Regions from separate parts of the Mus musculus genome. Here region 2 is linked to region 1. The links are chromatin loops, found by intact Hi-C in ENCODE. Cell type or tissue: left cerebral cortex. All regions are shown on one strand. Each heading gives the region's core, and the rest is flanking DNA. Links, peaks and the distances in the headings are about the cores only.

Region 1 (16,094 bases), core at 5,285-13,284:
GGATGTTTCTTTTATTTTATAACTGAAAAAATATTTCATTGCATGCATGGACCACAGCTTCTACATCCATTCGCCCACCAGGGCGCGTGTCAGCTCGTATCTCAACTACTGTGAGCAATGCAGTGCAGGTGATTGTAAATAAACCTTAGCTGTTCAGTGGAATAGTGCACACAGGGCTTAAAAAGAAAGAAGTAAGCAAATAATATGTGCATGTGTATATATATATATATATATGTATATATATATATATGTATGTGTATATATATATACATATGTGTGTATGTATATATATATGTATGTATATATATATACATATGTGTGTATGTATATATATATGTATGTATGTATATATATACATATGTGTGTGTATGTATATATATATATATATGTATGTATGTATATATATACATGTGTGTGTGTATATATATATATGTATATGTATATTATGTATATAAATGCCTAAAGTGGTGTCCTATGAAAACAAATGGGAGGAAATGCAAGTTACACAGTAGAATTCATTAAAGGATTCGTTATTTTAATACATACGTGTATACACACAGAGAGACACACACATATAACTATGAATGTATACACATATAATCTTTTATAAAGAGAAGAAACACACAGAAGTTCCATGCTAACTTGTGACAATGATTGCCCCTGAGAGACAGTACTCAGCCTGGGAGCTGAGATGCAAAGAGCCTCTCACTATCACCTCGTGTGTTTAGAAATGCTCGGTCCCGCCTGCTCCTGTACTGCTCCTACACAAGCACCTAGGAAGGAAAATTGACCAGACCCTCTTTCCTGACAGAGCTTCCGATATCCTAACCACTCTCAAGGGTCACTATCGACTAAACACCTTATCACTCCACAAACTGCGCGCGCGCGTGCGTGCGTGGGCGCACACACACACACACACACACACACACACCACTATTGCACACTTTTCCTCACTAACCCCTCACTAAAGGACCGTGTTTGTTGAATCTCTTCCTATATATGAACATGTCTTTGGAACAATCCTCTCCCGACGCGCATGATCTCTTTATAAACAGAAAAGAAGAAAATCGCTGGGATTTAAGTTCGGTTACACAAAACTCACCTGCTGTCTGGTGTGAAGCAATAAGAGGCTGGTCTTCAGATCTCTTAAGAATTTCTGTTTTCTCTGAAATATATTTATCCCTGATCCTCACGGCATAATCAGTATTGTCCTAACAATACCGAAATCCTGCCTTCTCCAGGAGTCCCTCTGCAAATGTAAATGTTGATAAAACCCAAGCTACATTTACAGGGGACAACCTCCGGTTTTATGAGTGCTAGGCCAGGCGTGTATAGCCAAGATTTTTTTTAAGTATCCCAAAACCCTGGGTTGGAAACACAGGACTCAGAGTCCGGGATTTTACCTGTAGAGGAGAAAATGGTGAGGTGAGTTCTAAGGGCCAGCATGGAGCAGGGAGAAGGCTGCCAGAGGACACAAAGGCTGCAAGACTGCAGAGGAATTGATGCATGCAGCCATGCGGAGGCCTCGGCTCACCCCTGAGCAGCTCTTGGTTGCCCACCTTGAGGTAAGGTTGTATTACCCAGGACACAGGCTTCCCCCACGGGGAGCAGGCTTAACCTGGGCTAGGAAGCCTTCATGGGCTGAGGGCTTACTCCTTTGTCCAGCTCCCAGAAACTGAGGGCAATTAATGCCCACCTTAAAGGGGACCTAGAGGTGGGTGAAGGGAGATGGGAGGGAGGAAATGGAAGAAGTGGAGGGAGGGGAGGCTGAGGTTGGGATGTGTTGTATGAGAGAAGAATAAATAAAAAGAAAAAAAAAACATTGTCATACAAAGGAAAAAAGAAGGGCAGCTCTGGTGAGGCGCCACAGCGCCCCCCTACATTCACAATTCTGAAATCCAAATCCTAAAATAATGTCACAGCCACTGGGAGAAACGGAATTAATTCCTAAACCAAAGCAACCCAGAGGTGCAGAACTTGGATTTCTGAGGATTCCACCCCCAAATGCGTGTCAACTTCCCAAACTGAATGCCTGCTTGGGAAGTCAAATCCAGGAGCCTGATTTCACTTTTAACACCTGAATTTAATTTACCCACGGAGAGGGAGAGGAGAAAGGCTCTCCTGAATCTAATCTTAAAAGGAACCTATCAACTGAAAACATCTGCAGAAAACACTGGGGGGAAACTTCCCAAAGAGCCACATGGATAGTCAAGGTTTCATTGCTTTGTAATTACCAGCTACCTGGTACCCTGAATAGACACCTTGACTCATATGGCATGCCTTACGGATGAGGGGTTTGGATCCAAATGCCTGCTCTAAAAGCCAAACCAAAACGATTCCTCTCCATGCCCACTCTCCATGCCTGATAATAAACCACTAAAAATAGAAGCATCGCTGCCTAAACTAGATGAGAGAAGACACACTCTGGCACATCGAGGAAGAGAACGAAAACCAGAGAGAGGAATGGGAGAATCTGTTCCATGTACAATGCTTCCAACCAAGGGACAATGGGCATCAAATCCAGGCTCCATCAGTAAGCATCTGCAAACCCTGGACGTCTTCTCGAAGCTGTTTGCTGAGTGTATATAGACCCTCAATAGTGTCACAAAAAATGTTCACGACATGAGCAGTCAGTGTTTAGCTCTGTGCACATACGAAATTGTGACCTACTGATTATCAGTTGTCACTGTCTGGGATGCTATTTACATCAGCAACACACCCAATCTCACTAACGCGGCACAAAATGTTGGCAGGATACAGGTAGAGTTTTCCTGAACTTTCTACAAAGCAAGTTGGCTTATAAATGGCTCTGCTTTCTTATTTATAAAGACATTCTTTAGAATGGAATGTCCTCTCCCAAATGATCAGTCTTCCTTTGCATGACATGGCCTCCAATGTGGCCTCTGAGAAGACCTAAGCTCCTGCCCATTACTAGGGTACACTTCCCAAGAGTATCCTCACTTTCTATTCTGGAGTTCAGTCAAGTTGCCTGGCCTGTTAATCTCAGGGGGCAAATGGGGAGCTAGAGAGATGACTTAGTGGTTAAGAGCCCACACTATTCTTCCTGAGGGCCTGAGTTAGAATCGCAGCACCCACATCAGGTGACTTACAACTGCCTGTAACTCTAGCTCCTGGAGCATCTGACATCTTGGACCTCTGTGAGCATTTGCATTCATGTGTGTGTGTGTGTGTGCGCACACACACACACACACACACACACACACACATGTGCTTAGAGTGCTCCTCAGAGTCTGCATGCTTACTCAGATTCCAAAATCATTATGTTTCAACCAAGGTCTAAGGCCCTCAAGGATATACGTGTGACTTCTCTGAGCTAATATGATGGCCATAAGAACAGACTCAGACTTTTCTAGATAGCCTTGGTAGTCACAGCTTTAATATTGATCCCACCCAATCTCTGATACTTGTCCCTACATTTCTCAGTTATTCACTCAACGGTCAATAAATCCTTTATCACTGATGGAAATGTACAGCCCATGAGGGTTCCGGGAGATAATTATTTTCATTCAACAAATAAAGAGCATCTACTCTATGCCGATTCTGTGAAGGTATTGTGAGGGACCAGGAAACAGAAGCCATATCTAATTCTGCAAAACCTCACTCATTTCAGGTGCTCAGTCTGTCTTGACTGAACCTCCTAAGAGACATTCAGTATCTCCTACTGCCTAGATCTCTAAGGCATCTGTGGACCAGACGTATGTCTGAAAGGATAACATCTTCACTCCTTCCCCTCCAACTGTGGTTTTATCCTCTATCCTCTCTCCTATCCCCACCTCTGCAATCAGATCCTCTTTATCCATTATAGCCTTCCTAAACTGATTAGAGAAGATCAATTGCTTTCCCAGATCTATGAGGACAATTCTATATAACACTTTCAAAGTTTTTCAGGAGGTTTGGGAGGTACCTCTGTCCTCAAGAACTTGTAACTAGTTCTCTGAGCTCAAATCAAGTCCTGATGGATTTATGGACATCTGGCCAGTGTCTGTGCTACAAGAAAAAATAGCAAACACTTCTTTGGGGATGGGGTAAACTGTAATGAAGAAAGCAAACACTCAGCAGAGTCCTCTGGATTGCTCAAAGTGAACACACATCACAATGATCGAAAGCCAACATGGCAGTGTCAAGGTGGATAGGGACAGAGCAGCATCTGTTCCCTGTCTTCAATCAGCACAAGGGGTGGGAATAAACAAAAAGGGGAACATCAGGCATGTGTTATCCTCAAGGCCAAAGCCAGAGGCTCCTGAGAAGACCAAGAATAGGAGCGAGTGATTCAGTCATCAAGGATGAATCAGAAAGGTGAGGCCTGGCTGGATTTTTATATCTCATTGTTTACCAGAAAAGACATCTCTCTGTCGCATTTCCTTTTAAAACAAAAAAAATGTCCACCCCACCCCCCACCCCTAAACAACATCCTACACCAGCCTTTTCATGCTCCTTCCACCGGCTCCCCACCCCCATTATAGGGTCCCACGCAGTTTGCTGACACAGTAGCATCTGATAGGTCCAGGGATTTCCCTGTTACCAAGTAGATGGAATTCCTCCACTTGGTTGCCATGACACTGGCTTTACAGGCCTCTGGCTTTGTAACCATGTAGAATCTCTCCTTTGACATCCTTCCCTACAAGTGAGGAGGGCACGGGTTCTGCTAGATAAGCGGACCACAGTTCTGGCTAAGCTTTCTACCCTGAACACTATCCTGAAAGGACCAATGATCTTAACTGCTGAGATCACAGAGCTGGATCAGTCGGCAGAAAGGTTTTCAAGTGAGTCTTTCACATGGTTAAACACAAAATAAAAATTCATGTCAGAGGGTGGGGTAGTATTAAAGCAGACTTACAGTGCTTGCCACCAAGCCTGATAATGAAGTCAACTGAGTTTGACCCCTGAGATCCACATAGTGGAAAGAGGTAGCCCAACTCACACAAGTGGTCCTCCGACCTTCACAGGTGTGACATGATGGCCATGCACAACACAATAATTAGTTAGCTAATTAGTTCATGTAAAAAAAAAATCTGTGTTTGAAGAATACATGCAGAACTCTTTTCCACGAAGGAATTAAGTTGTGGTTCACAAAAGGGATCCATCAGCACAGCCCTTGTCTGTTGCTTGAGTTGTAGTCAGAAGTCAATAGTGCCATGGTCCATGATTCAGAGAGAAAAGTCCCACTGACTGCGCCTCCTCTGGCTAAACTCAGTAGTCACATGATACTGATGAAGGAAGAAGAGGAGCAAGCTAGAGGAGTGGCCTGTCTTTGTGGACTGACATAAGGCTCCTGAGAGCCTGACAGCCATGTCTCTGTCATTAATATCCAATGAAGGTCTGACTATGGTAGTCTAGGCACCCAGATGAGAGGGTGAGAGACCTGAGTCTTGAATGTAATGCCAGTCCTACCTCCAGTCTAGGCCATGGACAAAGCACGTCTCATGAGCACTGGTTTCCGCATCTGAACAGTATGGTGCTCTGAACAAAAGCTGACCGCAGGCCTTTCCAAAAATGACATCATTCACCACTTGCGTCAGGGGACTTATGTCAGGGACCTCTGACACAGCTCTCTTGAGTGGTGGGTGCATGGCAAATTGTAGCTACCAAAAACCGAGTTCTCCAAACATGCCTTCTACCCTTGCCTGGAGAAGTCTCCTGGTCCAGACAAGTGCTTTATCCGGAGAACAGCCTGCTTCCTGCTATCTAACCTAAAACAGGCATGCCTGTAAGGGCACACTGGTGCAGGAGGAATGAGACTCCACACTTGGAACCAGAGCTAGCCCATCACCTCTAACATTCTACCTTCTGAGAATGAGCCTTTAGCCACACAGCAGCCAAGCCAAACCACCTCACACAGCATACATTAAAACTGCAGCTTGCAAGGTTTGGGGTGACTCATCCCATAAAGTGCTTGACATGCAAGCTTGAAAAGCTGAATTGAGTCCCCAGCACCCATATAAAAAGTGGGACTCGGGGGCCTGTGCCTGAAATTCCAATGCTACAGAAGCAGACATAGGCAGATCCCTGGAGCTCACCGAACAGTCAGGCTAGCTGAGTTGAAGGCCCTATGTTAACTGATAGTCTGAAAACTAGAGAATTGAAGAAACCTGATATCTACGAGCCTCCAAATGTGTGTACACATATGTGCACATGTACCTTCACACACATGAACACACACACACACACACACATCTAAATTGTTCAAAAGGAAAGGCTGATGGTACCACTAAGCAATCTGCTCCCCGACTTGCTGATGTCATGACTGTGGTGTCTGCTGGATCCTGCAGGCTTCAAAGAAATAAGTCCACACACATCCTTGTTTCTTGTCAACACCATCCTGGAGATCCTTCCCTGAAAACTCCTCAGATAACATGGAGTGCCTCAGTAAATACTCACTATGCTAATAGAAACTAGAAGGGATAGACCGTGTGGCAGGAATAACTGAAAGGCATAAATTCAGGTTGGGTGTGGTCTGCATGAAGATCCAGATACACAGCCAACAAATGAAAATCCCATACAAGTCAGAAGGCATAGAAACATCAACATGGGCAAAGAGAGACCCCTGAGAGCCAGGCCAACAGGGCTGTCAACAGGACCCTCAGGAGAAGTGGCATTTGCTCTGAACTGTAACGTAGGTGGATCCTGCAGAGGTAGGAGAAACAAGCCTGGATATGTAGGGCCACACAGCTTTTTTTACAAAATGTGCCAGTTTGTCTATCTGGGGCTTCAGGTAGGAGGAGGGGCTAAGCAGAATGTAAAGCAAGGAGAAGGAGGTGGTATATGAAGGCATTCTTACTAAAGAAGGAAAAACATGGAGTCAGAGGTTATGTCCACCCAAGCAGAAAGAGCAAGGAAACACTAACTAGACAGGAGGCCATTCTTCTCTGTCTCTCTTTCTCTCTTTTTTATGTTATGTACAAAGGCATTTTTGCCTGCACTAAGGGCCCATAGAAGCCATAGAGGATGTTGTATCCCTTGGGATGGGAGTTACAGGTAATTGTGAACCTGTGTTCTGGGAATTGAACCTGAATCCTCTATTAAAACAGCAGCATTCTTAACTGCGGAGCCATCTCTCCAACCCCAAGCAGCCACTCCTAAATGTCCTCAAACTGCTGGCATTTCTGAGTGACACATCCTAAACCCACTGCATGGATGCCAGTCTGAAGGGACCAAGCTTGGGTTGTATATAGATTGCATAGCCTACCCAGTGGTTCCTGTCACTGGAGACTCCAGGCCATGCTGATGAGTGCTGGCTACCTGATTGTAGCTCCCAACAGGGGACAAGCCCACACCTTGAACCAGCAGGTAACCAAGGATGTGATAGCATCCCAACTACAATAGATTCCTAGGAAATGCAGTCATGGAGGGGCTTTAAGGGAGGAAAGGATGTGTAATAGGAAAGGAAGAAGAGAAGAGGAGAAATGAGAAGCAGAGGAAATTGGGGGTGGGCACACACCACTGGCATGAGCAAGGTCTGGGCTGCACTGGCTTTTTCTTCAAGAATCAAACAGAAGCCCTGCTTCTGTGCTCCTGCTGCCACAGCTCACGGTGACGTGGAGCATGTCACATGCTGCTACTCGCTGCCCACAGCCGGCTGGCAGGAGCTACAGTTGGCAAGTGCTGATTCACAAGGCCCTCAGCTTGCACACGCGCAGGCTTCAGTGCCAAGGCTGGGTACACACGCACACGCAGGCACACACAGCCCACTCCTGGATGGCTCCTCCCTTCTTCAGCTTCTGCAGGCTGCTGGGTGGTGCTGTGCATGTCATGAAGATGCACCTCCCTCCTTTGCAACCATCCTAGTCAGGACCCAAATGGAGGAGGCAGCCTTGGACCCTGCATCCAGGGTACTGGCTGAGGACTGAGAGGCAAAACACAAGATAACTGGTCAAACTTGAAATTCTGATGAATGACACATATATCTTCATCTTCATTTGCCAAGGCTGGTGTTGCAAGTGATGCTGTTACTGGTGGTGCAAGTGTGCAGTTCTCCCTTGCCTTTTCTCTCCTGAGGCTTTAGATGATAGTAGGCATTTCACAGCAACCCTCTGACATCAGTGGGGCTGCTATTGGTTCTGTTTACAGATGAAGAAATTAAGGCTTAGGGCTTGCTGAGGGTACCCATCTAGGAAGTTCTGTCTGAGACCAAGTCTTGGACTTCTAGGTCTTATACTCTCTGGAGACAGGCAATGGAAGCCATCAGTGACAATGAACCAGTGAACTCTCATGTCCAAGTTACTGGTTTGGGTTTGAAACCTGGTGGCCTTTCTCTCCTGCCCCAGTTTTATGTGGTACCCACCTCATACCTGAGGCTGTCCTTGCTCCAGCCCCAGAGATCACATTCAGGTCTCTCCTAGACATTTCTGTGTCTGTGGTCACATATAGAGAAGACACAGGTTGTCCATCATTAGAGAAAGCAGTCACTGGAGCCTGAGTATCTAGTGATGCTCAGTGGAAAGAGATGCTCTCTGCCTGGAGGTGGTAAGATGATGTAAAATTGCCAAAGAGTTCTTAAAGTTCACCAGCAATACTTCCTTCCCCGGGCCAATCAGGCTACTCTGAGTCACGGGTGCTGCCCCGAGAGCAGCTGGGAAGAAAGTCTTGGTAGTGGGAAGATTTGAGATCGAAACAGATGAACATATAGAACAGGGGAAATGAAGGTTTGGTGGTATGGGCAAATGATGGACAGTTAGATAGATAGATGGATAGGTGAATAGATGAGTAGCTGGACAGATACATGGGGAAGGAATGAGCTTGTAATCTTAAAGGGGGCCACTTAGTTCATCCCAGGAGCCTGGGTCTTTTCTGTCATGTTAAATGAAGGGGTTAAGACAGTGAGAGAAGAGGGAGATGTAGGGACCAGATAGATGGGGGGTGGGGGGATGTAAGCAGGAAGAAAGACTAAACAGTGGGATTGTAGCAGTGTGCCCTTAACTCAGGGGCTCTGTCCAAGGTTCTGAACATTCCTGGCTGTTACAGTCGCTCAGAGATGGCCACTGGGACACTAGATTCTCATCTCTATGATTTACTGGCCGTGGGTGTTCCGGAGCTCACGACAATCAGTTATTTGTCACTTTCTGTATCCAGGAGGCTGGAACGAGGGTGAGTCAGGAGGGTGAAGTCACTACTGCAGTCTGAGTCTGCAGCAGCTGGTGGATCCCCTCCAACACCTCTGTACTCCCGCCCCCAGCCCCAGGCTGGTCACCACAGCTCCAGTCATTCTTCCGCCCCCCCAAAACACTGCCTCCCCAAAGGGAGACACAAGCAACACCCCCACAGTGCCTGCACATGCCTGCAGGAAAGCTAGACGCCTGCTTGGAGAACTTATCTTCTACCCCCTCATCCTGACCTTTATCGTAGCAGAGACACCTATGGGATAAGGGAGGATATAGGAGGGATCAGAGCCATGTCCTTTAAAAGATACTTGATCCACCTATGCCTGCTCCTCTCTACTTTCACCCCATTTCAGGGTACAAGACCTCACAACTATGGGCAATAAGGGACCGTGCGTGGGTCTGGAAAGAGGTGACATTCATCCCAACGAGGATGGTAAATAAGTATAGAAAGCCAAGAGAACAAATGCAAAATCTATGCATCCTCATGAGTGTCCCACCCACGAAGGATATTTATGGAGACGAATTAGTGGCATTTACAGGTGAAACCATGGATACTATGTCCTGCTAAAACATCAGTCCAATACAATAATATTCTCTTTTCCCTAAACCCAGCCAGACCCTTTACTGAGAAGTATGACATACAGACAAGTCTTTGAGTGTTTGAAGACATGCTTTGGGGTTAGACGTTTAAAAAAAATAAATAAAAGTCAGGGACTGAAGCAATCTACTAAAGCAATCAGTGAACTAAGAGAGGCATTGATGAGCTTAGGGATGTGTGTGGCTCAAACAGAGACAGGAAACGTGGCGTGAATCAGAATGTGCCGGGGATTGGGGGACACATGTAGGTGATCCTTCCACTGCTGCTTCTCCATCAGGACTCAGCAGCCAGACTCAACCCCAGGCTCATTGGCACAACACCCTCTCTTAAAAGAAAGCACTTGTAGATGGTGCTAGATACAGGTCAGCAAAAGATTCCTTGAAGCCTGGGAGCGGGGTGGGGCCCAAGAAGGATTGATAAACCCATCTTTGGACACAGAGAACTGCCCCTACTTTGTGTCTTGCAGACAAGGTCTGTTTCTCCCCTGAACTCCCACAGCGCTTGGTTCTGGCCTTTTGGAGGGCTTAATGAACTACATGCCTACTTGATCGATGCTCCATCACGCCAACTATTTATCAATGCTAATGTCTACCAGTGATTGTCTAGACAACCAGCATCTTTACAAAGACTAGCTTATGCACCACCACCACCACCCCCTAAGAACAATTTCAGATTTGCAGCAGCAGCGCCGCCATCGTTTTTCCGATGAAGCACATGAGTAGTAAGAGCTGCTGGATTAGGAACGAATCCACTGTCTCCTGCCTCGTGTTAGCTCCTGTGAGTGCTACACAGTACGCACTTGGCAAATGACAAATGGAAGAAAGGAGAGAGGGAACAAGCTTTCTTGGCTGGCTCTGCGCCCCTATTACAAAGGACGCAACCATGTCATGCACTGGGAAAAAAATAATAAATGAAGCCAATGAAAATCATTAAGGGCTGACAACTGCTCAATTCACTGACACACGGCAAGTCTACTTTGCGAATGTCATCCCCTTTAATCCATGCAGTCACCCATGTGGGGAAGGTAGCATGAATCCTGAGGCACAGATGAGAAGTGGACGCTCACAGTCCTTCATTAGTCCAGAGCCCTCCCTGGGTAAAAGCAAGAACAAGAAGGCCTGACCCCACAGCTGAACCACTGAGAGTCACTACCTTGAATCCTGGAGCCTTTAAGACCCAGTTCTTGTGCCACCTTACCCATAATTATCCTAATGGGATTCTCTGACTCTACAGAACTTTCGACCAAACCCCAGTATAGAACTGTGGGATCTCTAAGTTTCTTTCTACAATGTGAAAGTCTAGAGCTATCATGTACTACACACAGAATTCTGAGCCGAGCTAGGATGGAAAAGGTACTCACAAGGCATATGGTGATGGAGTAAGGTGGCTGACCATCAGCCATACAGTAAGACTGACGAGGAATGTGGAGGGACCCCTTTCAAAGCTTGATGCGTATCTGTGCGACTCAGTCAGTGTCTCTCCTCTGAATCCTATGGCTAGGTACACCATAGTTACTATGTCCAGCTTCTCCATCTCCATCCAAGTAGCTGTTGGCTAGACAGGTAAGAAACCAAGCTGATACCCAAAACTGAGGCAGCTACAGCAGGATGTCAAGGCAAAAGAACAGGAGCATCCTTCGCCTGTGCTCACCTCCCTAGTCAGGACTCGTGCAGAAGAAAGACAGCTCAGAAGCTGCATGGACCCGCCAGGTGGCTCTAAGCTGGCTCCTCTCCTTCTTCCCATGAGAGAAAAGCATGAGAACCCTCAACAGTCAGGCATCGATGGCTCACTCCAGCCACAGCTTTTCTGAATCCCAGTTACTGGGAAGCATCCACATTCTGGCCCTAACAAGACTAGTTGCTAAGGGTTGGGGGTTGGGGGGGGGGGAAGGTGTACTCTCTGTCTTAGTCAGTATTCTATTGCTGTGAAGAGACACCATGAACATGACAACTCTTATAAAAGAAAGCATTTAACTGGGCCTTGCTTCCATTCAAAGGTCTAGTCCATTACCGTCAAGGTCAGGAAGTATAGTGGCACAAAGGCAGACATGGTGATGGGGGAGCTGAGAGTTCTACCTCAAGATCCACAGGCAGCAGGAAGAGAGACAGGGCCTAGATCTGGCCTTTGCTTCTGAAACCTTAAAGCCTACCCCAGGGATACACTTCCTCCAAAAGACCACACATACTCCAACAAGGCCACACCTCCTAATAGAACCACTCCCTGGTGACCAAGCATTCAAACTTATGAGCCTTGAGGGGCAGTTCTTATTCAAACTGCCACACTTTCAACGTTATTGTTTGAGAACTGGGCCCCAAATCATCAAAGCTTTCCCTTTTTTGCAAGCCCTCTTTGGTTTTCTGGATTCCTCAGTATCAACGTCCTGTGTTCCCTTGACCTGAATTGTTCTTTACCGAAGTTTCTGAGAGAGGCACAGAGTAAAGGCAACTGTCCCTAGTCCTGGGACATTAAGACTTTCCTCTGAGCTCATAGAGGACCTGGGCCAAAGCATGATGAGACACTTGGAGCAGGGAAATCCCCAGAACCCTGGCTAAGAGCCAATCGCCCTTTGTGACATTACTTGTCATGTCACAAAAGATAAGATGTGGACCAGGTCTGTGCTGTGTGCTTGGGAGCAGAAGGCTTCAGGCCTCATGAACATCTCCCCCCAAGACTAGGTTCTGGCTTGTGTCAGGATCTCAACTTCTCTCATGATTCCAAACCCAGAGGGTCTGAGATTCTTAATACAGGCATCATTTTGAATGAATATTCTTTTCCATGAATTCCCATTCTCCAAAGACTTAGCAGCATAAAAATTGTGAACAATATGTACATTTACAATGGGTATAACAGCAATGCAGATTGCAGGGCAGTAGAGCTAACCAAACCACTATATCTATGATATTTTGACTTGACGGCTTGACCTGAGTCCCGCAGTAGGCATCTTTCTGTCTGGAATTAGAACATTAGACCTAAAAGAACATTGTAAAATACTGGCTAACCCGATGAGCACCTACAGGATCTCAGCTTGTTTTAGACTTGCACGGACAGCTTCTGCAACAACCTTGCAAAGTATTTATACCATCATCTACTTCCTACAGGAAATGGAACCATAGAAGCAGAAGGACTGGCTCCACTTCACAGACATGTGTCCAGACATCATATTTTTTTCATTCACCAAATAACTATCAGGGACTCTTTAGGGACAAAGTCGAAAGATGAGCCCCTCCTACGTGAACAAGAAGATTTCTTCTAAGCAAATGACCAGCTCTCTGGAGTGGCCATCTCTTCTCCTAGCTCTGCAGACTTGGAAAAGAACCAGGAGCTTGCTTAAGTGTTTGCCCCCTGCTATAACTTCCTACTTCTGTCATGTCTAATCCACTCAAGCAATGCACCCTGAGAGAACTGAGGCACACCAATATGCCCCTCTGTCTTCATGGAGTTTTCATTCTGATAAGAAAACAGGCAATACAAAAGACAAAGTGGTAAACTGGGCAGTGGAAAACATCCTTATAAGGGAGAAGAGCAAAGCCCAGGGACACAGTTAATGGTGCCAAAGAATACACAGTTTTAATTGGTGCTGCCATAGCAGGTCTCACTGAGAAGGTAGTTTAAATAAATACTAGAAAAGGTGGTAGAATGAACCACACATCTCTATGGGTACAGAACATTCCCAGGGAGCTGGAACGGTCAGCGTAAAGGCCCTGAGACCTTGGTGCTGTGCTATGGGAAGACAAAGTAGGCAAGGAAGCAGGAAACATCATGACGATGATCTCTTTGTCCATCATTCCATCACTGGTCATGGCAAGGACTCAGGCTTGACTCTGATGTGTCCCCTTTATAGCTGATAAGGTACCCAGGGTCAGGGAGGGCTGGTGATCTGGTAAAATATGGCTAGGACAAGCCTTTCAACCAGAGCCTAGAAAGAAAATCAGCTTACAACACTCATCCCACCAGTCAGGACACGGTGGCCTTTTTCTCCCATCCACTGCCCCAGGCAAGCCATCACTTCTCACTTAAAATAAATACAGTGGCAACTGATATGAGGAAGGCAAGCTTGGCCATGTTTCATGGGGGATTGCTGGGAGCCAAGTCTCAGAGGTCTCCCCCACGCTACAGTGAGAGATGGGGAGAAGGATAGGGATGTCGCTGGAGCCAGAAACCTGGGAACGATGGTGGGTTCTCCTCTCTCCTCACCTCTGCAGCTGTAAAAAGCAACCGCCTCTCCAGGAAGTGGGTTTGTTTACTTGAAGAAAGTCCCTGGAATGAGTCCTCAGCATCTTCTTAACATGCACTACAAATAAAACTCACATTTACCATTTTAAAGTGGGAAACGCAGACCACAGAGCGGGGCATGAGTTACACCCACACAGAGGAGTTCATCTTCCTCAGAGATGGAATAGTGAAGAGCATCCATAGCTGAGAATTTGGGGAGTATACCATTGCTCCTGCCCACCCTTCCTGATGTGCAGAGGCCTCTTGTCTTCCTGAGGCTGATGTCTGGAAGGTATCTACTGTAGCCCTATCTTTTTCCTTGTCTTTCTGTTTCTTCTCTTTATGTTTAATGCAGTCCAGGCTAGCCCAGAGCTTACTGTATATACCTGACTAGCCTTGAACTTGCAAAGTCTTCCTGCCCCTGTGGCCCAAGTGCCAGGATTATAGGCACGCATCATCAGGTCATGTTGAATATACTTGATAAGAGCTCTCAAGGGTGTCTGCTAACTTCACCAGGGACTCACCTGCAGTTTATCTGCCTCTTCATGGAGCAAAATCTGGACAGAGCCCACCAGAGAACTGGGGTCTACAGCAGCAAAGATGCCCCCCAGAGTCGTGGGCAAAGATCTCAGGATAAGTGCCAGTGATAGTAGACATGGCTACCCTCCAGCACTTCCCATGGGTCAGGGACTATTCCATCCCGCTCAGGTGCACTAGCTACTTTAGCCAATACATGGTCACGTGAGGAAGGCTAGGTGATGATCATCTATTTACACAGATGAGATGTTCTGGTTTCCATCTGAATGTCAGCAGAGACCCCCATTTGGAAGGCTTGGTACCTCGGCTGCTAGATCTAATCTCTGAAAGGCTACTGGCTCATGAAGGCTCTGGCCTAAGTCAATTGAATATTCCACAGATGGATTCATAAGTTGATGGGCACTTTTGCAAAGCAGTAAGAAATTTCAGAGGTGAGAATTCATTGGAAGAAGGGGTCACTAGTCACATGTTCTTGGGGTTTTATCTTATCCCAGCCCCTTACCATCCCATCTAACCATCAGCTGCCATATGCTGAGCAGTCTCCACTACACGCCTGCCACAGTTCTGTTATAGTCTGCTCTGCTTCAGCCCCAAAGCAAAGGGGCCAGCTGTAGACAGAGTAAAACCTCAGTAGCCATGAGCCAACAAGATGAATCTTTCCTTTTAAATCACGTCTTTCCGGGGTTTGCCAAAGGAATGAAAAGCTAAGCCAAGAAACTAAGGCACAAAGTGGGTGAAATAGCTTACCCAAGTCCACACAACTGCCAAGGCAGCAGAGCTGAGGTTTGACCCCAAGCATCTGGGTTCATCTGGTAGACACCCTCTCTAGGACAACGCCCATGGCCAATGCCCATGTCTTGGGCACTGATGTGTGTGAGAAAGATGCCTTGAAGTCAGGACCCCAACTGTGTATGATGGATGTTGCCATCCACAAAACAGAATAGCTACTACCCAGGCTACGACTCACCCACCTACTCAGTTTGGCTGCCATTGGCCTGCATTTGACATGCAGCTCTGACATGGCTGGCTCACACATTTGGCTCACCCATGGCCAGACCACGTGTCCTTTAGGATCTCTGTCCTATACAGTGGCTCTCTGAGAGTACTGTAAGGGTTTGCAGAGAAGACCTGCACACGTATGCCAGGAGAAGTTTTGGAGAGTTATGTGGAAGGACGGATTAACTTGGCCTGTGCAGACGTTTTAAGCATCTTATTTCTAAACCACAGAACATCACAACACCCAGGTCAGTGTTTGCCGGCTGCCTCCCACACAGACTCACAGCAGGACTGAGACAGAACAGAGAAGTGTACAAATTCGTCATCTCCTTTCCGTGCACTTAATTCTCTGTTTCACTTTAATAAAAAAAAAAAAAAAAAAAAAAAAAAAAGCACAATAGGTTCGAGTGCTGGATCTTCATGCACTCTGCTGTTCATGAATATTTATCACCCCAGGCTATGTGAAATTGAATAATTATTAGCAATTAAAAGAAGGTCAACAGAAGGCTTTCCAGAACCCTCCACCGAGGGAAAGGAAGAAATGGGATTCTGTGATGAAGAGCCTTCGGCAAGGACTCTGCCAGAAGAGGGAGGAAGCATTGGCTGATGAGGCAGAAATCCTATGCTACAGG
Region 2 (16,094 bases), core at 4,585-12,584, 53 kb after region 1:
AGCTACATTTTCTTCAGTATTTGTGAAGACACATATTCCTACTTAGAAAGAGACGAAGTTTTATTGACCAATATCCCTGAAAGCCTGGCCTATCCATACTGCAAATCCCTCTCATTTCAGCCAAGAAGAAAACATTTCCCCTGCTTCCTAGCATAGACCTAGTAATAAAAATCTACATGTGTAAGCCCTGAAGTTCTGGGACTTTTTCTACATTTACTACGGCACGTTTATTAGTGTTCTATAAGGAACAGCATTTCTATAAATAATTAAACTCAAACAATCACAACAAACAAGCAACTATATTTGATTGACTCACTAATTCAAATAGCCAGGTGATTTACCACGGCTCCCATCAGCAATTGTTGATAAGCTACAGCTCACCCAACATTAAGGGGCTCATTATTTATCGTCTCTAGCCACTGCAGTGGGTGGACAGAGTAACTGTGGAAATGTTACAGTGTGAATGTGAAGTGTCTATGCAGGCTGTGTGCTTAAACATTTGCTCTACATGCAATGGCACTTGCCAATGACAGACACTCTTATGTGAGGTCGTGGGAACTTTATGATGGGAAAATGGCTTTCAGAGGAGGTTCGCTAGGGGTGGATCTCTGAGGGTCTTAACCTGCGGCAAGCTTCTATGCTTCCTTCTTTGACTCCGATGATGTGTCCAGATATATCATGCTCTTGCTGATAAGGACTTAGCTGCCCTTGCCACCTTGCCTGACACAGCCACTCCTGCCACCATGCCTTCTCTGCCACGATTGAATATATCCTCTGTACCCTGAAGCCTAATGGGTTTTTCCTCCCTTGAACTGTTTCTGTGAGCTTCTGGTTACTGTGATGTGAAAAGCCATACAAGATTGAGGAATCTATTCCAGTCTTGCACACAGCCATTTGAGGTCTCAGTGTACTCTACCTATTGAATGGGTAGTACTAACTTTGCCCAAGTATAATCACATGAACACTTCTGGAAGGAAAATGCTTTGTTAAACTGCAGGAATAAACAGAATATCAAGAAGGAACAGGAGAGTTTGTTCTGGGAGAAAAGAACAGTTGGAGTCCAGCTGTAGGACATGAAGCCTTGTGCTTCATCTTGAGTAATTTGATGAAGCCAGTTCCCAAAAGCACCTCTAACCATGACATGCTTTAGGTATATAAGATTCCTATAGTATCTCCCTCGGTGCTGCTCTTTCCTTAAAGCTCATAGCCCCAAACAATTGCTTGGCAATTAACCACACATCACCCCCATAGCATCTGTCTTGTTGTCCTGTGATATTTAACTTTACAGAAGAGCAAGCTCACATCCAAAGCACACAAAAGGGACCTTGAGGCAGATGCTGTCGAGTCTCTGTTTTTTGCCTCTCCATCACATCTCTAGCGAGCCCCAATCGCCAGAACAACCCACAACGGACCGCAAATGCTCAGCGGATGGCTGAACAGCCTGTGTGTGTAGATATCTCATCTCTAAAGTGCATGAGAAGTCCGGACCACTGACTACTTATTTCTATCCTCTGTCAAGTGGACTAAGGATCTCACTGAATCTTGTCCTAAAATGTAGACATAAATGGTGAGGAATATATCTTCATCAGTAAAATGTTTACCATACAGCACCACCTTTGAAGGTACCAGTCCGCAATCTCTCTCCCCTAAACATTACAGGCTGCTGTTGGTGCTGTCAATTTCCCTGCAGAACTTGACGGTAAGCCCCTACTGCTGAAGATAAAATATGCTTATGAACATGGAGACATTAATCTGGTACTAGCCTGGAGCATGCACTGTTAAAAGAGAAAAATAATCATCGCTTTGACTCGCTACAAACTCTGAGAGCTGATACAAGGACCAAGCTGGCAAGACGTGTCCACTGCTACAGTAGTGGCACAAGTGTCGAAGGAGTAACCAACCATTTTCTGATTTGGATTTCAGCACCACTGCGCAAGAGGGAACCCGTAAATGACACCGTTATCAGAGCCAAGAAGCTGTCCCTAGATAGCTCACAGGTCCTACTACTGTTCTGTTGAAATGGCATTGCACAAAACCTGAGTTCAATACCTAACGTGCACAAAAAAAGCTAGGCATGGAAGCACCTGCTATTAACCCCTGCACTGGGGAGGCAGAGACAGAAAGATGACAGGAGGTAGCTGGCTGGCCAGTCTAACCAATCAATGAGATTCTTGGCTCAGTAAAAGAGCATCTCTTAAAACTAGGGTGGAGAGTGATTGAGGAAGACACTCAACATTGCCACCTGACTTTCCTACCTGTACACACATGTACAGGCACCTATATGTGTGCACACACACACAGAGAATCACACATGAACATGAGCACCCATCCAAAGGAATCGCCGTGTGATATAACAAGCTGAACACTTACACTCAGTGTTATTAAGAGATGGTGTTAACCTGTTTGTCATCTGAGGGTAAAAATGATTTCCCCTTTCCTCGCAGTTTAGACACCATCTAGCTCATCACAGCAAAATGCTACTGAGTCATGCGGCAAACATAGGAACAGAACCTATAATTGATATAGAGCATTTATTTAGCTTAATATTTCATCCCTCACCCTCCAACTACTGAAAAATATAAGATTATACTAACAAATGATCAAATGTATGGTCCGGTGTGTATTCTGTAAGTCATTGGGAAAAGGGAAGTAAATGTTTCCTGGGAAGTTTGTATAGAGGCCTGTGTTTGTGACTTGGACTGAGCCACGAATGGGTGAGCTGTAACAGGGGCCATGTCGCAGGTGGAGGAGGTCTTGGAGCGGAACCAACCAGAAGCCTGGGACAGGGGACAATCCCTGCAGAGGAGTTGACCATGGGACAGTCAAGTCATGAGTTGCAGAGGTAGACCCAGGGCATTCAAGACACACACGTGAGAGGCCTTTAATGCCATGACACAGGAGGTCCTCACACTAGAATAGAGACACGCAAAGCCAAGCCATTCCTGCTTACAATGTCTGTCAAGTCATATCTGTGACAATGGGTTCAAATTCATCCATAGATTATGCTCCATAAAAGTGGGAAGTGTCACTCACTCACCCACTGATCCAACAACCATCACTAGGTACCTAAGTGAGGCAGAACGTCCTTGCTGCAGTGCCTACTGAGAATAGGAGGTTCCATCTAGTCCCCTCTGCCAACAACACAGACACACACACACACACACACACACACACACACAATCTTGGTTAGCTAAACTCCCTTCATTCCTCAGAGCCAGCCCAGCTTATTCTTCAACCTCTTCTTCTAAAGGTTCTCTTGTCTCCCAAATCTGCTAATGAATTGTGCTTTGAGTTTTCTCACTGTAGGTCAAAAGCAGGAAGTCTTCAGGTGGGTGGGTAGATCCAGCCACGGGCCTCAGATGACTTGCCCACCTGCACCTAGCCCTGAATGAACTGCCAGCCTCCAAGGATGGGCCTTGTGTCTGTGTGTGTTGACTCTGTGGCTTGTCAGATGACGCCGGTCCGTGGATCTCGGCTCCCAGTTAAATAAAATAAAACTGCTTCCCGAGGTTTCTTACCACTGCATCCGCCAACCCCCAACTCTTAAACTCAACCCAATTGGAGAAGGCGCCACTCAAGTTTCATTCCTTTGCCAGTCAATATGCAAGTTCCAAATACTGGTATTTCAGCCATCATTAAATAGGGCCTCCTGATGAAGGCATTTGCTTTTCTGCTCACCTTGGAAACCACCACAGGATCTGAGAAGCAGATCAGAGCCAATAAATAACCTAGCCATCAGAGGACTCTTGGAGCAGACAAACAGCCTTGGCTCACCCCTCCTCCCTCATCCCCACTCCTGGCGGACAGTGACCAGGAGCAATTAGTGCTGTTGTGTCCCAGTGTGTCTCCCAGCCATGGCTCAACTGAGACGCCTTTCCTTGTAATATTAATTAAAAACAGATTTTTTTTGGCAAACCCCTGAAGAATGGTTTCTGCGGCAGGCTTCTTTATTAAACCTCAGAGAAGGCAAAATGCATTAAGATATTGTGACCCTGGGACGGTGAAGCCTAGGCAATCCAGCCAAAAGCTGCTTGGAAAAATCTGTTTGCGAGCCACAGTAAGATGCTCTAGTGAGTGAAAGACAATGAATCTGATCAAATCTGTCACTATTTTTGCACATTAGGAGTAAATATTTTAGATAAAAGGCTAGCTGCATTTCCTAAGGGTAGAAACTTCCCAGCCCCATTGTACGTCTTCTAATCAGCTCCTGGTCTGGCAGGAACCTGCAGTGACCCAGCATCTCCTCGCCTCTCTTCACTAAGGCTTCAGGTTGGGCACATTAATTGAAAACTCGCTGCCAAGTCATCCCAGGCAGACACACTACAGAGGCAGCAGGCTGCAGAGGCCCCATGTGTGAGCTGCTAAGGAGAAATGGTACCTGACCTAAGGGGAGGATACAGAATAGGGGTTAATCCAAGAGAGAAGGGGTAGGAGTGAGCTGGCTGTGCCTTCGCATCTTCACACCCTGCAGGGCCATTTGCCAACTCACTGAGCGAGCAAGGAAGCCTCTTCCCCCACCTGAAGGAAATGGAGAGAATAATGGGTTTTCCTGTTTCTCTGTAAGCCATGGGGACTGGGTTCCACGGGGTGTTTGTGAAACACTCTCTAACCTATTCCAGTCAGCTGGAAACTAATAAGACAGCAAGAACAGGAGCAAATCGTCTCCAGGGCAGAGGCTCTGAGGCCAGGGCTACCCACCTTACCCTAGCCAAATCAGTGTGATCAGAGTCAGGCCCCACATCTTGATGGTCCTCTCCTCCTCTCTGCCTTGTCTGCTAGCACCTCGTTCATCTCCCCCCAAGCAAACCCACCCTAGTTATTAGTACCAAAATAAGCATTTGTCCCAGCAATCAGAACAGGGCCAAAGGTCCTGGGTATTTGAGTCGGCTATGAACCCACTCCTGGGGACTGTTTGGCTGTGCTCTTGGCCAGCTCCAGCAAGAACACAGCAGCCCTGTCCTTATATACAAAGATCTCTTCTTGGCCCTGTGCTCCTGAAGTTCACACTGAGCCAGGAGGGTGGGGCTGAGGATGCTCAGCTTAAATATTTCTGATTGTAAACTCTATCAGAGTAGAGCTCAGCGTTCAGCGGACTAACACCCACCCACCACCAAAGAAATCCATTATCAAGAGCTGAAGTTCACCACAGGCGCCTGGGGGAAAAAAGCAAAAAAAAAAAAAAAAAAGAAAAGAAAAGAATCCAAACTGCTAATACTGGTCAGAAAGCCTGCTTAATGTTTCAGCTTCCATTTTTTAAAAAAAAGGTGGAATTGTCTTTCCAGGTCAGAAGACCCTGCTAAGGCCCTATGACATCTTCCTGCACATAGAAACAGTATGTAAAAAAAGACCTCCTCATCTTCTCACCTTCTCTTCTTGCTGTTGGCAAAGGAGGGAAAAACACTGCTGAAGCTGCTCGCAGCAACTCTCCCAAAGAGCTCTTCCTCTTTATAGAGCATCCCAGGCTATGAACTAGCTGGTTCATAGATGGCTCAAATCTCCATGCTCAACTGGTCTGCTACCCAGGACATTTGTCCCTGTATTGATTGAAGGGGCATTTTCCAGTGGGCACAAGCCAGACCATCCCTCGCATCCTTTGCCAATCAACCACCCTAAAGCTGGACAGAGAAGGCCATGCAGTTACCTGTTTGTGAGAAGTGCTTTCTCTCTAAAGTCCCATCTCCAGGGGTCTTTGTCAAGATTTTTTAAGTGACTCTTAAAATTAAAGCAGGGATGGAACACTTCCGGCTGAGTGAATTTGGTAATAAAGCCTCGCACATGTACAGCTATCCCCTCCTCAAGGACGAGAAAACCAAGAACATTTCCTCACTACTCCTAATTATCAAACTTAAATGAAGTCGGAACTCACAAGCTCTGCTTCTCCCTCTCCTTGTCCCTCCCCCTCTGTCTCTATATCTTCTTCCCTCCCATTCCTCCCCTGCTCTGTCCACACACAAACATCTCCTGTGGACTTGAAAGTAAGTCTTCAGTCGCCCAGCCCTGCAAAAGTGCATCTTTACTCAAAGTTATCCAATCCAAGCCTTGGGGGTGGTGGAGCTATCTTGATGGAGATAGGCAGATGAAGCCATTAGTCACCAAGCTGCCCTGTGTGTTTCCACTCTTCTCCTTAGAACCCAGCATCTGGTACTCAGCCCCACCCCCACTGTGTATCACTGACAACCAGTAAATCTGTACTTGGTTACTGCTTGTGTGATGAGCTCTGCGGCCCCCTGGCTTCCCTGTTATTCAGTGCTCAGCCCTGTGACCCCCACGCTCTGGCAAAATAAGGCAAACATTTCCCCAGGAAGTCTTTTTCAAAGGCCTGTCATGAGGGGAGATACAAAAGAGGCAGCACTTTCCAATAAATGAGCTCTCAACGCTGCTTGTGAATCCCTAGTCCTCTTAATGGAACCCCTGCTCAGCCCTAAGTCTGGTTCTCAACTGAACTGGAAAGTCACACCAGAAAGAAAAAGAAAAAAAAAAAGGACGATTGGCAAGGCCAGGTGAAATAGCACAGCGATCATCGGAGGAAAGGGGTTTGGAGGAGCCAGTTCTTGCTGGGAGTATTGAGGAGAAATGAGCCGGTTAACCAGGCTCTGCCCGCGGCTGCCCAAATTAGACCCTATTCATCTGGGCACCCCGTTCCTGAGCCCTGAAGCTCTGGAGCTGGCGTAAGGAAGGTGCCACCTCTTGATGCAACAAAATCTTGTGGGCCCAGATGGCAAGGGAAAAGGGGGAAGAGATGTGCTCAGAAAGGGCAGGGTCTCAACTTTGATCCCAGAGTCCCTGAGCCATTTGTGAAGCAGGACACAGAGGCAAAAGTGAGTTTTCTGCTCCCCTACTCGTGCGTGCAGAGCGAGCAGGAGCACGAGGATAAGCAGTAGGAAAAGGGTGTGGAAATTCGCTTCACGCCTTAAACTTTTTTCCCTGCCTGCCCCCACTAGGAAAGCCTTCCAGCTTGGATGATGCAGCCCGGCTCCCAGCCTGGCTAGAACGTCATGTGCTGAGCAGCGACCCCAAAATGAACAAGTGTTCTGCTGTCCCTGTGGCCTCAGTCTCCCTAGCTCCCTGGTTCCCTTCACATGACCCCAGGGCTAAAAGGGAGCTCCTCCAGTCTCGGGAATTTGTCTAGAGATTTCTCCACATCAGCCCATGTTTACACTCACGAATTCAAGCATCCATCCTTTCCCCAGAAAAGAAAAAGTCACTCTCCGACCTGGATGCGGGAGAGAGTGACCAGATTCCTCACCCAGACAGCTTTTAAGACACACTTTCCTCTTAGCCCTCCAGACAGCCTCAGTACTGGGGTCTTCAGTAAACAGATGCACACGCCATCTTATAACAAAACTCGGCTAACCTGTTGGGGGCGTGAAGTGGGCAGGACAAACCCCTCTCTAAAAGTCCGGGGATTCTGATTCTCCTTCTGGACCCTGAGAAACTATCTGTCCCTCGCCCCTCTCCTCACCCCCCCCCCCACCACCCCCCGCCTCCCATTACCGTTACCCTCGGCTGTCAGGAGACTAGCGATCTGTGCCAGATGGGTACTCACACTGCTGTTGTGTCCCGACCAGTGCACCATGGCTTGGTTATGAGCCGAGTCCCCGGTCAGTGCAAAAGACGTGCTGGGCAGCCGGAGCTCCTCAGTGGACGCTCCTCCAGTCCGCGTCGCCCTCACCTCCTCTCGCGAACCCTTGGTGTGAGGACGGCTTCCTTTGGCACCATCTGCGAGAGCAGTAGCCCAAGAGTCCCCGCGCTCCAGGGGGCTTGGGGGCTGCGCCCGGCGAGTCCTCCTCGCACTGCCCGCCTGGCTAGGAGATGGAATGCCCGGGACCCACCTAGCGCCTTCAGGCGACATTCCCGCAGCTTCAGTCCGTATCTCCCCGCGGCTCGCCTGGGATAGTGGCTCTAGCCTGGACCGGCGTCTCGGTGCAGCGGCTCTCCGTGCAGATGCCAGCTCCTCAGGCCACCGGTTCTCCGCTGCCCGTGGCAAGAGAGGAGGCAACACTGGTGGTCGTGAAGCCGGGGACACCAGGCGCCCCGGACCTCCTGTCGCGCCCCAAGTGATCTCGGCGCCGGCCAGGACCCATGTTGACAAGAGCAGCAGCCCAGTCCGGGCGAGGGGTGCCCCGGGCCAGCCTGCGGGGCGCTCAGTGCCTGCCGCCTCCATCCCGCTGCGGCTACCACGGCTCGGGCTGCCGAGTGTGTGGCGCCCGCCGAGGTGCGGGTCCGATGGAGGGGGGGTGGGGGGTGCTGGAGGGATGCGCGCGCCGGCAAGCAAGCTAGCGAGTGTGTCAGGGGAATGAGGAGGGGGCGGCCGGGAAGGAGGTGGTTCGCCTGTCCCTTACACTCTTCCCCTCTGGATCGCTTGCTCCCAGGTCCAGAGGGTGATTCCAAAACCCAAAGGCAGTTTATTAAATGCTCTCTCGATGCTCTGGCCGGTTTGATGCTGTTGTTAAAATGCCCCCCCTCCCAATCTTTTCCACCGACCTCTTTTAAAAAATTTGTGAAAAGGAGTGTTCAGAGGGAATAGGGAAATCCTCTTAAAATGGGCAACGCTAGCTGGATCTTGGAGGAGGGGGGGGGGGGGCTCACAGCAGACCCTTATCCGGAGTCTTTCGGAAATCCAACCACCAGCCAGCCAGCTTCGGGCGCGGAGTTGGGAAGCCGCTCCTGGCTGCGTTTGGGGATTCACTCTTCGGTCTGTTCTTGGGAGCGGGAGACGGCGTGCGGGAAGTATAGGGTCTCCGGGAGGAGAAGGAGGAGTAAATTATCTCCACTGCCAACTGTTCTCGATCTGGAGACCAGGGCCAGGCGGGAGCTACCGCTCTGAAGCCAAGCGCGGGATGGACCCACGACTCTGCTCTGGGCTCCCCGCCCCCGGAGGCCTGCGCCCCCTCCCGGTGCGGGGGCGCGGGGAGTGCGTGCGTGCGCGTGCGTGCGCGCAGGCGAGAGAGGGAGAGAGGGAGACCAGGGTGTTCCAGGGCTGGAGGGAGGGCGCCTGGGGGGTCGGTACCTGGTTGAGCTGGGGGGGGGGGGTGTTGCTGGGTGTGCGGGGGCGCGCGGCTCCCTGCGTGCGCGTTTACACTGGCTTGTGTGAGTGAGAGCGGCGGGGCGGGGCGGGGCGGAGTGCGAGGTGCGCTCCGGCCGTGGGTGCTCGAGAATCACGCATAGGCTGTTTGCACATCCAGAAGCCTGTGAGTGGTCAGAGGCAATGTGGAGAACAAGGGTAGCACCCCTCTTCATGAGGCACGGTCCTCCAGCACCTGTGGGCGTCATCAGATTAAGCCGCCTGGAGGTCTGGAAAGCGAGCCTGAAAGCCGCCGGGCAAAGCAAAGGCTGATATTCTGGGGACCCTACACTAGATGTGGGAGGACAGTAGTAGATCCAGGTCCTGTTTTCCTGCCAGGGACTGCTAGGTCTTGCCCTTCTGACCCCCAGACGCGCTTTTGAGCAGGGCCACTTGTTTCAAAGTGTCTGCCACTATTTGGAAGGTCCCCTGCCCAAAGCAGCAAGCATTTATCAGGTCCCCTGTCCCCCGTGGCAGGAGGGTATGCGCGCCTGATGCGACTGGGACTCTTCCAGACCTCAGGAAGACAGAGACTTTGGTGAGGTGGAGAGAGGGGTGCTAAGCTTGAGGGCTGGCTGGAGACGTGGCTTACAACCTTTAGGACAGGTGGCCTCCAGGAAACACCGGAAAAGGATGGGGGAGGGGGGAGTGCCAAGGCTAAACGAGGAACATAGCCTCCAAGTTGTTCCTTCCCCTTAGGAATTAGAAGAGATTCTTTGTAGAAGGTGAAAGCTGGCGATGGAAGAGGAATTGTGGTTGGAGGTGTGAGCAAACAAAGAGGGGAAATGGAAGAGGGGAGGGGAGAGGATGATGCGAAAGAAGAGTAGGAACTCTGAGAACACCCTGGGAAAGATCAGGTGTGCTGCGATGCGAAGGAGCGGGGTTCTGGGCCTGAAGGATGCAAGCCAGGGATTCCCGGGAGCCCTCGCCTTTTGAACTTGCTTTCCCACCAAAGCTAAAATGAAAATTGGGAGCGGAGAAGATGGCTAGGCTGGACAAAGAAGACAAGGGTAATTCCCACCAAGAATGAAATGAACTTGGCATTCGTGGATTTTTTTCCAGACGCGGGTCAGCGCGTTGATGCAGGGGTGAAAAGTTGCAAAGCTACGGATCCAGGTGGGCGCTGGAGCCAGTGCTGGGAGAGAATAAGCTATCTGCTGGTGCCCAGCGCCCCTACCGGAGAAGGCGGGGAGCTGCAACCGCAACCTAGTGAGGTTTACCCCCCTGATCCGTTTCTAAGCAGGGTGCTAGGATTTAAGAGATCTGGTATGTCCGTTCACTTCTGGATACAAGGCTCTTACAGCCTCCCAAGTCTCCCCACAAGGGAGGAGCTGACCAATTTCCTCGCCGCCGCCTCTATGCGCACCCCCACCCCCACCCCCACTCCCCCGCGCGGGCACACACACACACACACACACACACACACACACACACACAAGGAAAGCAATCCGCGAACCTCTAAGTGAGTTTGCCTTTCTCATCAGGAACATCTACCCTTGTGATTCCCAAGAGAGATCTTCCAGGCTGACTCAGCAGCTAAAATGTTGAAGGCAGAGGTATATAGATGCTTTTCATAGGGGTGACAGTTTCTAACGTGACAAAGCCTCTCCCAATAGTTTTTCTCTTGTTCGCTAACATGTTAGGACACACCCCACCCTCCACCCCGAGACTACCTTTAATCGCATTCGATTAGCTTCTCCTGTCACTGATGATAAGTAAGTACGTTATAAAGAAAATATGTTTGTTTTGGCTCACAGTTCTAGAAACAGTGGAGATCAAAACTGGGCAGCCTCATATGCTGAGGTACCCATGCCTGTCACTGCATGAAGGATGCCATCACGGTTAGGAGTGCATGTGAGTGACACAGAAGAGGTCACCGGCTTCACGACAACCCATGATCTCAAGTATTAATCTAGTTCTTGCAAGATCTGGAACTCTCTCAAAGCTGTGTTCGTCATAAGGCTACTAGTCCCACTGCCCCAACTTTATTCTTGTAGGGAGCTAAGTCTTTCTACGAGAATTGACAGGAAGAACCACGTGGCACATGCATCAAGACCCACCAGCACCCTGGCACATCTCAGTAATGCAAACACATGCCATGAAACCTTAACGCTTAGACCTAACACTGGTCAGGTCCAACTAAAAAGGCTTCACCTGATCTCTCTTGTTCGCTCCCAGAATCAAACACAGTGGTGATTCTGACATGGAGCATCACTTGTCCAAGAGTTGAGGTAGCCGCCTATCATTTCCTGATCTTCAAGTTTTTCCTTCTTGGAGCCAGCCAGAACAATGCAGCAACAAGATATGAGCCTCGTGGGTAACTGTAGTGAAATTAATTTTACATTTTTACGCTGTCGAATTTGTCAAACACCTACATTTCCACTAATGACCAAAATCAAAATTGTTAAAATATTTTAACATGTTTTGTACCAAGTCTTCACAATAAAATATTTTACTCTTATAGACGATTTGGATGTAGGCTACCATATTTGAATGTTTAATTACCATAAGTAACTGGTGGCTACTCTTTTTTAAACACCATAGCTTCAGATACAACTTGTTAATTCATGTGGAAGATGATGTTATAAATTGATCCCCAAATTTTTCAGTGATCAATCATTATACACTCTTAGAATGGATTCAAAGTTGTGTGTACTGTCCCACCATCATGGCCCTTCTAACTGTGTCCCATAAGTCTACAATGTACCTTCTGCTATGGTTTTACTCGAGTTTTTTTGTCTGCCCCAAGTCCCATAGTATCTAACACCATATCCATTATCATGATAATCATGTCAGCATCTTCACCAAATCCTTTGTTTTCTTGCCTTCTAACTTTGGAATTCAAACAAAAAGGACTGTGTCTAAATGTTCCTGTCTCTTTTGCTAATATGGTAACTGGCTCAGCTGAAAAGAACAGGTTTATCGATAAGGTGAACCTTCACTTTAACCAAGGGGAAAAGCAAAGGAGGCGACACAAAGAAAATGTTTTGTCACCAGACCTTCTGCTCCTATTGTAGAAAACTAGAGAGAGCAAATCATACCCTAAGTTAACCATGAAATGAGGCTGAAAGTCTTTCCAAACAGTCTTGGGGATTTTTGTTGTTGTTTTTTTACTAACCATTACAGTACACTCACACATTGGGAAAGCACTGTGCTCCCTCTCAACGCCCACTGCAGGTCCATATAAAGAAGTATTTCACTTATGTTCCCATCATTAGTCAAACCGTCAGCACCCCTTTTATGAAGACTGTGGTGGTTTCAGTGAGAAATGTCCCCATAGGCTCAGGTGTTTGAACACTTGGTCTCCACTTGATGGCGGTGTTTGGGGATGTTTAGGGTGTCTAGCCCTTCTGTAATAAGAATACTTCTGGAGACAGATGTGAGAGTTCACAGCCTTGACTCACTTCCAATTCGCCCTCTGCTTTCCACTTGCTGTTGAAGGTATGATCTCTCTGCTCCCTGCTTCTGCCACCATGCCTGACACTGACTACTACGCTGCCTGGTCATGATGAACTAACTCTTATCCTTCCAAAACTATAAACTAGAATAAACTCTTCCTTCCATAATTTTATTTTCTTGGATGGTATTTTTATCACAACCACAGAAAAGTAACCAAGATGAAGATGCCATGGCAAGTTCTCATTCTAAGGCTTAGGGCGAGGAATGTGGGTTTCTCCCCGACATTGCATCCTTTCTGGGACATTTCTTGAACTGTCTTCTCACTCCGTCACCTTCTTGACCTGACAAACTGCTCTAATGGACTTCCGGACAGAATTTGTGGTCCTTTTCACTAAATGCTGCTTGATTTTATTGTTTAAAAAAAAAAATCTCTGAACTTTCTGTTTATTTTTGCTAAGTTACGTCATGACCTTTGTACAGTTAAGAAAAGTTAATTAAGTAGCATCAAAATAACCATCAACATTGTAACTCTGAACTTCTCTGGAGGAGACAGCTCATGAACAAAGTCTGAACTCCAGACAGATGCGGCCAGGTGACCACTAAAGCCAGGACTTCCTGACACTGTGTGCCTATGAAGATAAGAAGTGTCTATTTGTGCTCAATATTGTATCCTCAACAGTAGTCTAGTCTCCACACTGTGCTGGCCTGGTGCCTGGCTCAGACTGACCTGCAATAAATGTGCAACACATGACAGAACAGATTACTGTAAATACTAACGCTTCTGCCACAAGCACTAGCCAACTGTTCCTTTGTTCATGCAAATACTTTCTCAGTGCTTTTCTTAAAATGCAAACGTTTGTGGATTTGATAGATACTAGTGTCCTCTATGGCATCAGATGATATCATAAGCAATGGGACAAAATTCTTTTTTTTTTCCAAAATTCTGCTTTAAACAGAAAACTACTTTCATTGTCAACTCCTAGACTGAGTTGAAGGGCCAGACAATCAGATTCAGGGTTCTGTGGGCAAAATGAAACCTGAAATCACACCACAGAACTGAGCCCAAAAGAATTCTATTTCAAACATTGTCAAACCTAGGATGCCACAACGTTGACCAACACCCCTAGACACTGAGTGTTACAGCCATCATAACTGTCGCTGTCCTCCCACCCCCGAATCTGACTGCCACCTCCATTGTCACCAGTTCAATTTCTAATTGCTTCTTTGTTGTTATTGGTCAAGCCTGGGTGACCAGCAGTAAAGACTATGATTTAGATCCCAGGAATGAAGCTGAATGGCACTACTTGGTATGTATGAAGCCTTGGTTTGATCTACAATACAGCATGTACAACTACACCTCTAATCTCAGTCTTCTGGGAGGTGGAGACAGAGGTTTACAAGTGCAGAGACATTCTTTACTATAAAGGAAGGTCCAGCCTGGGCTATAAAGATCCAGCCTGGGCTAAAGACCCAGAAAATAAAAGACGCTATTATCAACCTAAAATGAAAAATGTCGGATAATATGCCAGTACACAGAAGAGAATTCATCTGTTGGGCAGCCACCAAAATAAATAAGTATCCATTCATACCCATTACCCCAAACTAATATTTCTTAGAGAAATAATAGGACCTAATTTGCCTCATCATAAACCTCTTCTAGTAGAGAAAACTGAAACAGAATTCTCATGTGATAGCATTTCAAATAATCCCTATATGGAGCTGGATATCTAATCAACAAAACTCTTTTCTGCTGCAGAAGCCACGGAGATTTGTGTGTGTGGTAACACCCAGTAACATTACAATTCTGGCTATTGTATGGTCCTAGACCAACACAGCCTCACTGATTAAAAGTCCACACTTTAACAAAAGTATCTGTGTTTTAGTCCTAACCCTACCAATGACCAGCCCAGTGGCCTTAAACAAATTGCTTAGCTTCCTGCTTCCAACCCTCATCTACATACACAGGTGGTAATAAAACTTAACGGCACAGGGTGACCATGAAGATCAGGTAAGTTAATGTTCGTAAACCATTTGGAAAGCAGATGAAGTGCTAGATAAGTTTGACTGTGGAGATGGTTAGTCTTGTCTGTCCCCTTGAATGGGTTGAAAACACCTAGGAGACTGGGAGAGCACACATGCAGGTGTGCTTATGATTGTGTTACAGAAACAAGGGGCTTTGAGAGCTCCTTAAGGCTCTGGCCTAGTCAATGGACTAATTCCTTGATGAAGTCATCAATCTCATTGGGGCGGAGGGGGGCAATGATAAGGACATGGGGGCTTTGGAGAAGTGAGTCCTGGAAGGCTTGTCCTTTCGACTGTATCTTACCACAGTCTCGAGTTGCCCTTGCTTTGTTCCTGTTTGTCCAGAAGTGATTGACAGCCCCCTGCATCGCTTGCTTCCCCTCCATAACGCTCTTCCCAAGTGCAGAGAGCTGAGCAATCATGGATTGAGCTCTGAAACATAAGGCAAAATAAATCTCTCCACTATTAGGATGGCTGTGTCGTGGATCTGGGCCATCGCGATGTAGCCGTGAGAAACACAACCATGCTTGCTTTCCTCTTCACAACTGTTCTAAGGAGAGCAAGGCCACTCCCACCTCCCAGATGAGGACGTCTGAGTCGGAGGTTGGGGGTGCAGGTGCTAAGGGACAAAACTGAAGGCTTGGATATGTGTCTGTCTGACATTGGAGCTAAGCACTTCTCTGTCCTCTGTCTTGTATTCCTGTACACATAACACACCAGGCCATAGTCAGCATTTTAAATTTAGTACATCTGGGTTGAAAGCCAGGGCTGTTTGTACTGTACTGCCCTGGTCTACACACTATGGAGACTGACACTTGTAACTGTTCCCCAGTGGGGACACCCATGGTTCTCAAACCTTGTCCTACAATCTGAGAAGAGGATGGTGACTTAGTGGTGATGTTCTTGTCCTTACATAACACCCTCTTAGTAAAGAAGAGAAAAATCAGTCTGTGGATTCCAGCCTGTGTGTAGCAAGTTCAGGCTGAAGACGTCAAGCCAAAAATGGAAAGTTCATCTCCAGGAAAGAACACACTCATTAAACGGCTGAAAGTCATCAAGCAACTCTGTCAACATTTTCCCTCTAGTCGCGGCTCTAAAGGAAAAGGATGGGATCACTCTAATGAGCTGGGTGCAGATAGGAAAGACGTCTGGCGGGGAAGTGGGTTTCTGTTTTCCTCCACCTGATGACTCACAGTGCAGAGCAACATTTCCTTGAGCCAACGTTGTCTTTTCACAGCTTGGGCCATGGGAGCATCCAGCTGGGGTCCCTGAGATTGGTGAGAGGATGGGGCAGAGGGACAGGCAGATGAGATTGAGGGGGAACCGGCCGAGAAGCACGGGGAAGACAGAGAATGCAGATCCCACAAGGAAGGAGACCGGGGTTTTGTAAAGAAGCGGCAAGTGTTGCCTTGTGCCCTAAGACAGGAAGAAAATGAAGAAGGTTGAGTGGAAGGGACGGACAGAAGAAGGGGGCCGTGCTGGTTAGCTTTATGTCAGTTTGACATAAGCATTTGAAAGGAGGGAACCTCAATTGTCAAAATGCCTCCAAAAAAATCAGCTGTCAGGAATTGTCTTAATTAGTTATTGATGGCAGAAGACCCAACCCATT

The links. Peaks named below come from ENCODE experiments on the same cell type or tissue, not always from the same donor. Only the 100,000 strongest peaks of a DNase experiment are listed, where the experiment ranks them.
Region 2: a loop joins it to region 1, with 4 times the contacts of the local background. A loop is called at or near these places in 2 of 42 quality-filtered maps.

What each region holds. Positions count from the first base shown.
Region 1 is chr19:48,252,410-48,268,503 of GRCm38, reverse strand. The region is part of intron 1 of Sorcs3 (sortilin-related VPS10 domain containing receptor 3); the gene reads right to left. Among named protein-coding and RNA genes, the nearest start is that of Sorcs3, 54 kb to the right of the region's middle. In left cerebral cortex, for the core only: no CTCF peak of the experiment used is centred there; DNase peaks (open chromatin) are centred at 5,899, 7,619 and 9,149; H3K27ac peaks cover 1,254 bases.
Region 2 is chr19:48,198,250-48,214,343 of GRCm38, reverse strand. It overlaps Sorcs3 (sortilin-related VPS10 domain containing receptor 3), which reads right to left and starts at 8,319. Exons shown (of 27, transcript NM_025696.3): 1 at 7,547-8,319. The coding sequence starts at 8,164. In left cerebral cortex, for the core only: CTCF peaks have their summits at 8,855 and 10,240; DNase peaks (open chromatin) are centred at 9,131, 9,625, 10,235, 10,568 and 5 more places; H3K4me3 peaks cover 5,032 bases; H3K27ac peaks cover 2,960 bases.